Regions from separate parts of the Mus musculus genome. Here region 1 is linked to region 2. The links are chromatin contacts, found by Hi-C or POLR2A ChIA-PET in ENCODE. All regions are on one chromosome and are shown on one strand. Each heading gives the region's core, a stretch centred on a gene start or an enhancer-like site at or near the end of the contact. The rest is flanking DNA. Distances are from core to core; before and after follow the strand shown.

Region 1 (2,700 bases), core at 148-2,647, 49 kb after region 2:
ACACGCCCGGGCTGCGGGGTGGAGGTCCTAGGGCTCGCTTGAGGCCAGGTCCAGGGGGCCTAGGGGCGGGGCCTGGATGGGCGTGGCACGACAGGGCGTGGCATGTCGGGCGGGGCCGTGAGTTCGGGAGCTGACCAGCTCCGAGGCTGCTGAAAGCAACCGTGCGCCGGCCAGGCGGCCCGATTTGCGGGCGCGTTCAAGGTCACCCTGCGGCCCGGAGCCCTGACCGGGGAGGGCGCGTGCAGCAGGCCCTATGGAGTACTGCTGCAGCCCCGGACGCCCTCACCCGGAGGCAGCGGCCGGGGAACGGGGAGCCCCCCTCCCGCACTACCCCCCCCCCCGCAGCCCCAAGGCCCCGCGCGAGGCTACGGCCCGGCGGAGAAACAAAGGGATCACGGCGGCCGCCGCGAGGCCTCAGGGCGCCCCCTCCTCTTCCCCTCCCCGCTTGCCGCAAGGTCGACGGGGTTCGAGGACGAAGATGCCCGCCTTTCGGGTGCGGCTCGGGCTTAGAGCAGCGCGATCCGACGCCACCCGCCTCTCCATCTCCCCTCCCCCCCAAAAAGCTCTCAGAGAAGGCCGAGTGGCATTACCCGGACCAACAGTGGGAGATCGTGGCCCTTGTCCTCCTGGGCGGCCTGCGGGTCTGGGCCTGGGATGCTGGAAGCATCCTCCGCCGCCGCGGCCCCTCCCCCACAGCCTTCCAGTGAGGAGCCACAAGGACCACCGGGTGGCTGAGGGCACCCTGTACACAGCCTGGCTTTCCAAAGCCTCTCGAACCAGGCTCCACTCCCCAAAACTCCGGATGCAGCTCTGGCCACTCTCAGGCCCGAGGCGCGGTACTACCCCCCCCCCTCCCCTAGGCCTAGCTAGGCCTGGTCCTACCCCCCCACTCCCCGCGTTTCCGTGGAGCCAGCCTCCGCCCCTCCCTCCCGTGTTCGTCTCGCGGCGACAAGGGAGTACCTACAGTGACCATTCTTGTGTGCCCGGCGGGCGCGGTCCGTATCGAGGGCGGCTCCGGGGGTCGTGCACTCCTAGGGGGGCGCCTGGTGCTCACGCCGGGGTCCCGCCCGGGCGTCTGCGTCTGCGGCCGCTGCAGAGGAGGAGATGGAGGCGGCGGCGCCTTCGAAGGCCGGGAACTGACCCGAGCCTGGGGATGCGCGCTTCGACGGCCAGACCCCCAGCGGCAGGTGGATGGAGGGAGCGGGCACGCAGTGGAGGGTGCCCGGAGCGCGGCCCCGCCGGGCCTGAAGAAGTCGCTCTTTCTGTGACTGAGATCTCGGCAGCTCTGCCTTCTGCGGCGGGCCCTCAGTTCGGCCTGTCCCGTGCCGGGTGATGGGTCCTCTCCTCTCGCCCGCCCTCCCTCCCTCCCACCGGCCCGCGCTGCGCGCTCCGCGCTCTGGGTCGCACTGCCGCCGCCCCCAGCCCTTTATAGAGGCAGCTGCCAGCGCCGGCGTCGCTCATTGGCTGAGACGGTGGGTCTCCGCCTCCTCCCGGCTCCCGACGGCGCGGCAGGTGGAAGCGAGTGCGGGCCTAGACTCTGCGTGCCAAAAGAGAATAGGATGAGGCATCAGATCTTGGCTCTTTCTTGCCTGCGGACTCTGACTCTAGTCTTGACACCACTCTCGAGTATTACTTTAGCTTTGCCGACAAATTGGGTTCCCCTCTTCAGTCCAGCATCTAACTCTGAAGGGGTAAAAAACAGCCTTTGGTGACCCAAACACAACCAGGGGTGCATGGGTGATGTCTGGGAGGGCTGGGAAAGGGCAAACACTCAGACCCAGACCCGTTCTGCTAGATCCGAAGTGAACAGTTTTTGTTTCCACATGGCCTCTGGTGATATTAGAATACTAGGTGTGGTGAGCCAGGAAGGTAGTTTGAGTCTAGCATGGGCTACACAGCACTTTATGCTGATCTGGGCTACATAGCAAACTTCAGGCTGTTGCGTGCTGCTTAGGAGACCCTGGGTTTTTTTTTTTTTAATTAAAGAACAAAGAAAAGAAAATCTAAACAAACAAACAACAACAACAACAAAAAAACCCAAACCAAACCAACCAACCAACCAAACATAAAACAAAAGTAAGGTGAGCACGATGTAAGGCTAACTTTAGAAGATAGTCAGAGTGATCAAGAGTTCAAAGCCAGCCTGGGTTACATAAGACCGGTTCTCAAAAATAAATAAAATAAAATAAAACAAAACAGAAGGCTGCAGGAAGCTGGAAAGATAGCTCAGCAAGAAAAGGTTCTTGCCATACAGGCCTGGAAATCTGATGTTTGTTTGTTTGTTTTTTGAGACAGGGTTCCTCGGTGTAGCACTGACTGTCCTGGAACGTCCTTGATAGGTCAGAGTGGCCTCCAGCTCAGGTATCCATCTGCCTCTCCCAGGTGTTGGAATGAAAGATATTTGCCACCATGCTAGGTAGCGACCTGAAGTGTGATCCCCTGAACCCATGTAAAGAAAGAAAGAGAGAATCAACTCTACATGGTACACACACACACACACACACACACACACACACACACACACACACGCACATGCACACACACTAATAGTAATAAATTAAAAAAAAATGGGTTGAGGATTGGTTCAGTTACTAGCCCATGAAACCCCAGATCCGATCCCTAGCACCACATAAACAAGCCTGGAATCACAACACTGGGGGTGCTGAGGCAAAAGGGTCAGAATCTTAAAGTCAGGGTCAG
Region 2 (2,700 bases), core at 36-2,535:
CCGCATGATGCCCGCATGGTGGCACATGCCAATCACCCAAAAAGGTGGAGCTAGGTCTCCTTTGAGTTCAAGCTAGCCTGGGCCACATGAGGCTAACTCTCAAAAATAATTTAATAAATAAATAAAATTTGGGTGGGAGGGATAATGGCTCAGTGGTTAAGGACATTTGCTGCTCCTGCAGAGCGAGGAAGGTTGTTAGTCTCAAGCACCCACATTGGTCAGCTCATAAACACCTGTAACTCTAGCTCCAAGGGATCCAATGCCTTCTCCTGGCATCTGAGAGTACTGCACTCTGCCCACAGAAACGCAAAACAGAACAATAAATAAAGAAAAACAAACTCTAGAATCTGTGCTTTTCACTCACCCATATGCACATTAGAAGAGGTAATAGTACAAAGAAATGGGAAAGAAAGATAAGATTTGAGTGTTTGTTTCAAGTTGGTCACATAGACTCGTGCTGGAGAAACACATAGCGCCTACTCAGAAGACCTGGTGGGCACGGTTGATCCCGGATCCTTCGGTGCAGTCTGCAGCCATACTTACCTAACAGTTGGATTTTTCTTTGTAACTCAAGCACCTGTGCGTGCACAGAAGACTTCATTGCATGGAAGGAGGTTGCTGACTTGGGATGATGTGCAGGCCAGGCCTGTGCCCGGCCCATAGACTTGCTTCGGTGAACCTTACTGCCTTTGGCTTTGGAAGAGGGCGCTGGAGCTTGCTCCGGGCTAGTCACCGTGGTGGTCGCGGCTGCCCAGCACAGGGGGGACGTCATGGTGATCGGGTTAAGGTCGGGAAGCCTCTAAGGGGTAGGAGAATAACTACAAGTTGGCCTCTATAATCCAGGATCCTAAACGCTGGTTCCCTAGGCTCTGGGAATGCACTTCTGCTAACTGCCTGGCTGCGGGCCTCTTAGCATCTCCCGGTTGCTAAGTAACTTCCTCCCCCCGCCCACGTTCCCAAGGAAACCGCCCGCGTTACACTCCACTGCTCTTATTGGCTGACTCGGTTCGGAGGGGCGGTCCCACAAAGAGGCCCAGCGAAAGAGAGGCGCGAGCGTAGCGGTCACGTGACGCCTGCGTGTTCGCTGGCAGTGGCCAGTAACCCGCCACTCCCAAGATGGAGGCACGTTACGCCGCCATTAAGCGCTACACTTCCGATCTGTTCTAAGGTTAGGTCTTCATGTTCCTACTCAAGATGGCCGCCTCAGCGCCCGCACACGCACTCTTGCCACTCCTAACATGGCGTCCCGGAGTTGCCGTTCGCCAAGAGGGATGAGCAAAACGGAAGTGACGTATCCGGAGCGTTCCGTTCTCTTATTCTACTGCAGGAACCGTGGCTGCTGAGCTAACCTGGTGTGGTGGCTATTGACCTTTGCCTCTACCTCGCGTAGGTGATGAAGTAGCGATGGGAGGAAGGCACCCTAGTTTCTTATAGGTTGCAGCAGGGTGGGTGGTGTGGAGGGATCGTAAATCCTTTGAACCTTTGGCGGGAGTTGCCCATTTCACCTCTTTACCGAGAGACCTATGGTTTTGAGTTCACTTTGAGACTCTTCCACTGGCTCGGGGCGGAGAGACGCCCCTTGCCCTTGCACTTCCAACTCCGATTGTGCCCTCCTTTTCCGGAAGCAGTGGTGAGGCCGGTCTTGGGTAAGCTGCCTTCTCCCAATGATTAGATGCTTCTTCATTCTTTCCTACAGTGAGAGGCCATCGCGTATCTTCCTGCCGCATAACACACTTCCGGTCTCGGCCCGGACGGGATGCTGCTGCTGCTGCTACTACTACTACCCCTCTGTTGGGCTGTAGAAGTTAAGAGACCCCGGGGCGTTTCCCTCAGCAGTGAGTCTCTTCTTTGTGCATCGGGAGGGGCGTTTCAGCCTTTTTCCTCCGTTTCCCGTAGCATTTCAGCTGGTGAGTGAGTGGGACAGAGGTAATATTTATTTAAGATCTGAGCAGAGCTTCTTGTTTCCCTCACCAGACCATCACTTCTATGAAGAATCTAAACCTTTCACCTGTTTGGACGGCACAGCCACCATCCCATTCGATCAGGTGAACGACGACTACTGCGACTGTAAGGACGGTTCAGATGAGCCTGGTGAGCGTTTGCATTTGCCCATCGCCCATTAAATGAGCCTGCTAAGCGCAGATGCCCCAAAGAACTTGGATCTCACTCTCCTGTTGCTTCCTGCTCAGTGAGCAGAAGCAGGCACAGAAACAAGATCCCTGTTGGCTTGGATTAGCTGAGGGGCAGTGTTTGTAGGTGCCAGTCCTGGTTTCCATTCCCTATCAAAGGAACAAATGTCCAGGTGTATGACCAAGTCAGCAAATGTCATTGCAGGAACCATGAATGGCATTCAGGAGGAGGTGAGGTTTCGAGTCAGGAAGAGCCAACAGAAGACCCTCTCAGAAGTGGGAGGAGGAGGGAAACTGAATGGCCTTCTAGGGATTGATGAAGGCAAAGAGGAGTGGAGGGGAGTTGCCTGGCCTTTTTGAAGGGCCTCCGGAGAAGCTGGGGAATACTGGAGGATTGTGTTGCTGGCCCCTGAAGATACAGTTTCTTCTTGGTTGTGCTTTAGTTTATTTTTGTTCTGGAGACACAGTCTCTGGTGGCCCAGCCTGGCCTTGAGCACACAGTGTAGCTGAGAATGACCTGGACCACGGGTTATCCTGTGATCACCACCAGAGTGCTGGGATTACAGACGTG

Evidence for each region. Hi-C counts contacts between places; a loop is a spot of excess contacts on that map. ChIA-PET counts read pairs that join two places held with the same protein, here RNA polymerase II (POLR2A).
Region 1: a loop to region 2 is called in a map of left cerebral cortex, with 3 times the contacts of the local background. The contact joins the promoter of Elavl3 here to the promoter of Prkcsh in region 2. A Hi-C loop is called at or near these places in 6 of 37 maps with a recorded cell type or tissue (adrenal gland, gastrocnemius, left cerebral cortex and 1 more). POLR2A ChIA-PET finds 5 or more read pairs at or near these places in 2 of 5 experiments (both embryonic stem cell).

Annotation. Positions count from the first base shown.
Region 1 is chr9:22,050,626-22,053,325 of GRCm38, forward strand. Elavl3 (ELAV like RNA binding protein 3) reads right to left here and starts at 1,398. Exons shown (of 7, transcript NM_010487.2): 1 at 965-1,398. The coding sequence starts at 973.
Region 2 is chr9:22,001,703-22,004,402 of GRCm38, forward strand. Prkcsh (protein kinase C substrate 80K-H) reads left to right here and starts at 1,286. Exons shown (of 18, transcript NM_008925.2): 1 at 1,286-1,386; 2 at 1,697-1,835; 3 at 1,975-2,091. The coding sequence starts at 1,757. Ccdc151 (coiled-coil domain containing 151) reads right to left here and starts at 932. Exons shown (of 13, transcript NM_029939.3): 1 at 544-932. The coding sequence starts at 772.